Regions from separate parts of the Mus musculus genome. Here regions 1 and 2 are each linked to region 3. The links are chromatin loops, found by intact Hi-C in ENCODE. Cell type or tissue: heart. All regions are shown on one strand. Region 1 has its middle 16 kb from the start of Vmn1r181. Region 2 has its middle 2.2 kb from the start of Tescl. Region 3 has its middle 12 kb from the start of Smg9.

Region 1 (2,500 bases), 420 kb before region 3:
TCAATTCACTGGCATGTGGAACCCCTGGTGAGTCTGTGTCTCTGTCTCTGCTTCTGTCTCTTCTCGTACATGAACAACTTCCATGTAGACAGGTCTCAATCTGCTTTCAGAAAGTGGACACCAAGGTAATCATATAAAACTGAAGATGGTCTTAAGAGGCAAAAACACACACACACACAAAATAACATAACATTTAAAATCACACTTGATGGAAAGTGACACACAAAATTAAAACCCAACAAACAGCCGGGTGTGGTGGCACACACCTTTAATCCCAGCACTGGGGAGACAGAGGCAGGTGGATTTCTGAGTTCGAGGCCAGCCTGGTCGTCTACAGAGTGAGTTCCAGGACAGCCAGGGCTATAAAGAGAAACCCTGTCTCGAAAAAAAAAAAAAAAAAAAAAGACCAACAACCCTAACAAGAACAACAAAGGTCGAACTCCCCTGCCCTGCACGGCAGAGGGACTTCGTCCTCAGCTAGCTGATAATAAGACCTCTTGCAGTTTGCATCAAGTGTAGTTTTCTCTCAAGATGTTGGGGTGTTGGCCAGCTCATCCTGGGACTTGAGCAGAGGCCCAGCAACGGGCCGGGATCTGTGGCCTACCCCAGTTCTCAGAGACCCCGCTTGGAGATAGGATCCTATCTTTGTCTATATCTTTGTCTATATCTTTGTCTGCCGGCTGTGTTTGAATTCTGTATTCTCGGTTTGCAGTCATCCGCAGCTCGTGAGAGCAACGAACTCCCTGTCTGGGATGGAGGGGTGGGTTACTGATAGACGTGTCAGGAGTAACCGGCTGCCACCCTGGGAGACATCCCAGGAGGTCTGAGGGAGCTCCGGGGACGCCTGGAGATTTCCCATCGGGGTGCCAAGTGAGAGTGTGCTTACTCGGCTGTCTGATTGGGTCCTGGTCTCGGTTATTGTAATCTTTTTGTGTGTATATCTTGTTTCCCTGTATGTGACTCTGATGATGGGACAGACTAGTAGCACTCCCCTTGGACTGACTCTCGAGCATTGGACTGAAATTAAGACTAAGACTCACAATCTGTCTGTAGATGTCAGAAAGATTTTGGAGAACTTTCTGCTCTATGGAATGGCCAGCTTTTGATGTTGGTTGGCCACCAGAGGGCACTCTTGATTTGATTGTGATTTCTGCCGTTAAACATGTTATGCAGAGGAGGGCAAGGTCTCAACCAGATCAAGTGCCCTACATTCTCATCTGGGAAAATTTAGCACATGACCCCCCATCCTGGTTGAAGCCTTGGGTTCAAAAGAACAAGCCAGGATCCCGAGTCCTGGCTCTCTGCCACTCAGAGAAAAAACTAAGATAAAAACTGTGGGGGCTGAACCACAGCCCTTGGCTCCTCCCAGGATCTATCCAGAGATAGAAGAACCTCCAGAATGGTGTAACACCCTACCCCCATATCCCCAACCAGTCCCCTCCCAGATCTTTCAACAGGGGGCCACTGGAGACATAGGGGAGGGACCAGCTGCTGGAACCCGGAACCTGAGGCCAGTGAGCTCGGAGCCCAGAGGGACCAGACTCAACCACCATGCTGCCTTTACGTACTTATGGCCCTCCTCCAACAGACCCCAGACAACTGCAGCCCCTTCAGTACTGGCCTTTTTCCTCCTCTGATCTCTATAATTGGAAGGCAAACCATGCCCCCTTCTCTGAAAACCCCTCTAGCCTTACTAATCTAATGGAATCTCTCATGTTCTCTCATAGGCCTACTTGGGATGATTGTCAGCAGCTTATACAGGTTCTTTTCACCACAGAGGAGAAGGAAAGGATTCTGCTGGAGGCAAGAAAGAACGTGCTGGGGGCCAATGGATGGCCGACACAACTTCCGAATGAAATAGATGCAGGCTTCCCTCTGACATGTCCTGACTGGGACCCTAACAGGCCTGAAGATAGGGAGCGGTTGACAGTTTTCTGCCAGGCTCTGGTAGCAGGACTGAGAGGAGCTGGCAGGTGCCCCATCAATTTGGCCAAGGTAAGAGAGATCCTACAAGAGGAAAAGGAGCCCCCAGCAGTGTTTTTGGAGCACCTCTTAGAAGCATACAAGCATTACAATCCCTTTGACCTTACGTCAGAGGGCCAGCAGGCGGCGGTGGCCATGGCTTTCATCGGGCAGTCTGCTTCTGACTTAAGGAGAAGGTTACAGCGTCTAGAGAGTCTGCAAACATTATCCTTGCAAGATCTGGTTAAGGAGGCAGAGAAAGTGTACCATAAGAGACAGACTGAAAAAGAAAAAAAGGAGAAAGAGAAAAGAGAGAGGCTGAGGCAAGAGAAAGTAGACGAGATAGAAGGCAAGAAAGAAATTTAACTAAGATTTTGGCTACATTCGCAGGTGATAAGGAAGTTTATAGAAAAGGTAGAGAAAGTAGGCAGAGAGGAAGTAGGCAGACAGGGTACCTGGGCAACACAGGGCCGAGAAGACCTCAGAACTCCAGAGGATTTTCATGACCACCTCTAGATAAGAACCAATGTGCATACTG
Region 2 (2,500 bases), 51 kb before region 3:
ACAAAGGCTTTACTATACATCCACTCAAAGCCACACACAAAGGCTCTACTATACAGACCCCTACATGGGAAGGGAGAGTTTACTCTGCTTACACTTCCTTCCATATCATACCCCATCAGCAGGCTCTCGAACTAGGACCCAAACGACAATGACAGTGCATGACTCCCATTCGGAACTCTGCCTTCCAGGCAGGATGTGGCCGTCCATGTCTGGGAATCAGAGAAGCTGTGATGACCTGCAGGAGACTCTCACAAGGCACGGCTACTATCATTCTCTTGTCGGTAGATGGGAGGAGCATTGGATGCATAGGAGCACAGCAACCCTCTCCCTCCTGCTCCATACACAGTGGAAGCAGAGTGGGCAGCAGGTCGACCTGAGAGGAAACTCCAGGGATGCATCTCTTGCCAGTCATCACCCTCGCTGCTCAAGTGAATCCTCAGGCATACTCCGATAATTTCAATAAGTTCCTTCAGTGGTTTTTTTTGTTTTTTGTTTTTTGTTTTTGTTTTTGTTGTTTTTTTTGTTTTTGTTTTTGTTTTTGTTTTGTTTTTTTTTTTTTTGGTTCTTTTGTGGTATTCTCCATTGGAGTGAACACAAATAGACTCCCTAGGGAGTCACACTGTAGTCATTCGGGTCCTGGGCTGTTCCTGGAGCTCACTTCAGCTCTCTGCCTAGGAAGTGAGATGGTAGGGACCTGAGAAAGCGGTGGCATCTGTCCTTGTCTATATAGTGAAAGGACAGGATAGGTGCAGAGAGTGGGAGGGAGGGCATAAAAGCAGACTGACTGCAGAACACAGCTGGGGTCTCCCTGGCTCCTAGGTCAGAATCTCCTGACACACCCCCCCCCCCAGTCCCATCATCTCTTCATATGGTCCTGAACTCTCCTCTCCTCTAATTAGCATACTACACATCTACCACATCTACCAGCTGGGAGAGTGCCTGCCTAGCACAAAGCCCTCGGTTTGAACCCCAGCACCCCAGAAACTGTGCATGGTGGTGCATGCCTGTAATCCAGGGTAGAAAGAATTATGAGTGCAAAGCCATTCTTAGCTACCTAGTGTTTTCAAGACCAGTTTGGGCTCATGAGACGCTGTCATTAGTCCTTCACTAATCCCGCTAATCTGGAAGTGTGGTTTAAGATTTATTGTGGCCAGCAGGTGGCGACAAAGTGTCTTGTGTATTACACGGAGAAAGCTGGCTTTCTGCTTCCACTTCAAAAGGATTCAGCTTTTAGCAACTAAAGGCCTCTTTCCTAAGTTGTCCAAAAAGATCCTGCCTTCTTCATGCTTTCTCACCAGACACAGGGGATCCTCCCTCAAGTTCCTAATGGTACCTAACATGAACTTTATTTGATATTTCTTGTTTTAAGATTCTTTTTTAAACCGGGCAGTGGTGGCACATGCCTTTAATCCCAGCACTTGGGAGGCAGAGGCAGGTGGATTTCTGAGTTCAAGGCCAGCCTGGTCTACAGAGTGAGTTCCAGGACAGCCAGGGCTACACAGAGAAACCCTGTCTTGGAAAAAAAAAAAAAGGAAAGAAAGAAAGAAAAAAAAAGATTCTTTTTGAGACAGGGTAGCCCTAGCTGTCCTGGGACTAGCTCTGTAGACCAGGCTGGCCTTGAACCCACAGAGATCCACCCACTTCTGCCTCCCCAGTGCTGGGATTAAAGGTGTGCGCACAGCCATACCCAACTGCTGTATTCCTTCCTTTTACTTAAGGGGTTGTGTCTGTGTGTGTTACAAGTACAGTTTCCAAAGATGCCTGAAGAAGGTTTAGGTTCCTCTGAAGCTGGAGGTACAGGCGATTGTGATGTGGGGGCTGGGAACCAAACTCAGGTCCTCTAGAAGAGCAGCCCGTGCTCTAACCATGGAGCCACCTCTCTAGTCTTTGGTATTTTATACTGGTTTTAAAAACTAGCTATGAATTTATTTTTTTATGTGTACCTGTGTTCTGCTTGTGTGTGTGTCTATGTACATGCATGCCTGGTACCCACAGAGGTCAGAAGAAGGCATTAGATCCATTGAACTGGAGTTACAGACAGTTGTGAGATGCCATGTGGATGCTGAGAATTGAACTCAGGTCCTCTGGAAGAGCAGCCCGTGCTCTTAACCGCTGAACTACATCTCCAGCCCCACTGGCTTTGTTGTGAGACTGGGTTTCAACGCAGGGAACTCCTGACCCTCCTATCTCCACATCCTGAGAACTGCGCTTGTAGACATGGCGCCACCACACCCAGCACACTGGGTAATTGTTCCCTGCACCAGACCGGAAATTTAAATCCACGAGTCTTTTTGCTTGTTGCAAATTGCCGCATGTTAATGAACATGCAATTACCATTAAGAATGACAAAACATGCAAGTGGGTGGAATGTGCAGAGCACAGCTGCGATGGCTGCTGACGTTTCCTCAGTGTAAAAATAAACTATTACTATAACCCTGCGACCTGTTACCTGGACACTTAAGTTGTTAAAATTCCAAGATAAAATACCAACTCTATTTCA
Region 3 (2,500 bases):
GTCAGGGTTAGTATTGTCCCGAGCGTGAGGGATCATTTGGTCCAGTGTTAATCATTTCCACACTCGGTGTGTGGCCACCCCGTCCTTCTTGACTTCTCCCTAGTCATTCACACCTACCCTGGTCCTAGCCTCCAAGTCACACACCGAGAGATGAGCAAGCACCCACAGGGCGGCACACAGCAATGTCATAACCGCTCAGTGGAGCTGGCTGGGTCCTGGGATGGCAGAGCACCTACCGTGTGCCCATATTTTTGAGCCCCACTTTTCTTTTTGTAGTGTTTTGGTTTTGTTTTGTTGATGTGTCTCTGCGTATGTTCTGGAGTACCTATGCACGTGGAGGCACGGGTCAAGCTTGGGCTTGATCCTCAGACTCTAGTCCACCTTTTTTTTTTTTTTTTTTTTTTTTTAATCTGTTTCTGAGGTCTCACCATGGAGCCCTGGCTTTCCTGGAACTCATTATGTAAACCAGGCCAGGCACTAGATCCACCTGCCTCTGCCTCCCAAGTGCTGGGGTTAAAGGTACTCATCGCTAGGTCCAGCCCCCACCTTTCTTTTCTCTTTCTTTTGAGCCAAGACGTGTCACTGGAATGGAACACACCACACGATTCATGGTCAGAGAGCAGCAGGCATTAGCCTGGGCCTGCCTTCTCGGGCACCCGCAGCCTGGCTGTTCTCACATGGGTTCAGGGACCCATGCCTCGTGCTTGATCCCATGCACTGTGCCAGCTGAGGGAGCTCCCTAGCCCTGCTGTTGTACTTGAGACAGGGTCTCATTATGTCACCCTGGCTACCCTGGTACTTTGTAGTCCAGGCCAACCTTGAACTCAATCCTTGTGCCTCAGCCTCCTGAGTACTGGGATTACTGTCATGTATGACCTCTGGCTAAGTATTTTTTTAATACATCATGTGTGTGTGTGTGTGTGTGTGTGTACACGTGCACGTGTGCATGCGTGCACCCAGGTGCATCATGGGCACACATGGAGATCTGAGGGCAGCTTGCCATAGTCAGTTCTTTCCTTCTACTATGTAAGGCTTGGTGACAAGCGCCTTGGCTCATGAGGTCTCTTGTCAGTCCAGCCACCTTGCTCTTTGTAAACCCTCAGCCGCCGCCACCAGGCCTCAACTTCCCCATTTCACAGATCTAGAAATTGAGTTTGCAGGGCATGCAGGCCTGGTCCAAGGTTCTAGCCAGGAAGCCACACATCCGGCTGCAGAGCCCAACTTCCCAGCCGTCCTGTCCCCTGGCTGGTCTGCCTGCCTGCCCTGCCCCAAGTGAGTCAGAGACCAGTGGCCTTGGGTCTGGGGCCCGGGCCTGCATTCCTGCTCCCCAGGCTGACTCATCCTGGCTTGGAAGGGGATGCCCAGGCTTCGAGTCATTCTGGCTGAGCTATCTTTGGATTTCCCTCCAAGTCCTCTGTCAGTCTCGTCCCTGTGCTAAATTGGACTGTCTACCACCCACTGCCTCCGCTGTCCCTTCCTCTGATTGCCGGCTCACCTGGAGGCCAAGCAGTGGTTCCAGAAAGAGACTGGAGGGGTTCCAAAGTTGTCTGTCCCCTGAGAGAAGCCCTCAGGCCTAGGCCATGTCTTGTCGACTCCTTTGGAAGCACTGTTCCCCTCCAGATTGCCTTCAGCTGGCTACTCCTCCTTTAGGGACTTAGATGTCCTCTCCTCCAGGAAGCCCGCTCTGGTATCCTGTCCTGTCATAATAATATTGATTGGGCCAAACACCATGTTAAACTCTTTATGTGGCTCTCAAACAGAGGGAAAGAGGACACGTTAGGGTGTGAGTTTGTCACATGAGCTAACTGACTCACAGACAGATTAATAAATCCGCACAGGCCAGAGTTGTAGCTCAGTGGAAGAGTGCTTGCTTAGTGTGTGCCAAACCCAGGGTTCAAATTCTGACACTAGACAAAAATTTTTGGAAGTCAAAAAAAACCTGTCGAAGCCATAGCAAAGAGAGAGGGGAAGATGGAGGTACATGCCTGTAACCCCAGAAGTTAGAGGGCTGGAGGAGGAGGAGGAGGAGGAGGATCACAAGCTGAGGGCCAGCCTGTGCTACAGAATGAGATTTTATCTCTTAATAAGGAAACAAGGGGTTATGGGGATCGGGGATGTGGTCCTGCACCCCATTGCTTTGCCAAGCAGTTGCTCTGTCAGCTAGTAGATTATATTTTAGTGTTGTTCATTCTCTGTGCTCTGCTTCTGGACTCTTTAACTCGGGAGATGGGAACAAGTGCCTCCTCACCCCCATCCCAGGATGCCAATGATAAACCACAGTATGAGCCTGCCAAGGTCCAACTGGGGAACCCGTGAGTTTGCTGGGTTTATTACAGGGCCTGAATGGGGGCTTACTGTAGGGGTGTGGGTAACCCAAAAGCAGCCATGCCACTTGGGGGGGGAGTCTAGTCCCAGCTCAAAGGATGGCTTCCTCACAACTCCACAGATGGGGTATCCTTTCAGCCAGCCTTCCCCAGTCTGTACTCCTGAGGCCATAAGG

Evidence for each region. Hi-C counts contacts between places; a loop is a spot of excess contacts. Peaks named below come from ENCODE experiments on the same cell type or tissue, not always from the same donor. Only the 100,000 strongest peaks of a DNase experiment are listed, where the experiment ranks them.
Region 1: it touches region 3 in a loop (8-fold over the local background); 4 of 42 quality-filtered maps call a loop at or near these places.
Region 2: it touches region 3 in a loop (3-fold over the local background); 13 of 42 quality-filtered maps call a loop at or near these places.

The regions. Positions count from the first base shown.
Region 1 is chr7:23,967,080-23,969,579 of GRCm38, forward strand. No RefSeq gene overlaps it. Among named protein-coding and RNA genes, the nearest start is that of Vmn1r181, 16 kb to the right of the region's middle. In heart, a CTCF peak has its summit at 1,120 (motif pointing right); no DNase peak of the experiment used is centred here.
Region 2 is chr7:24,334,957-24,337,456 of GRCm38, forward strand. No RefSeq gene overlaps it. Among named protein-coding and RNA genes, the nearest start is that of Tescl, 2.2 kb to the left of the region's middle. In heart, a CTCF peak has its summit at 1,149 (motif pointing right); no DNase peak of the experiment used is centred here; H3K27me3 peaks cover 445 bases.
Region 3 is chr7:24,386,151-24,388,650 of GRCm38, forward strand. No RefSeq gene overlaps it. Among named protein-coding and RNA genes, the nearest start is that of Smg9, 12 kb to the right of the region's middle. In heart, no CTCF peak of the experiment used is centred here; a DNase peak (open chromatin) is centred at 1,171; H3K27ac peaks cover 282 bases.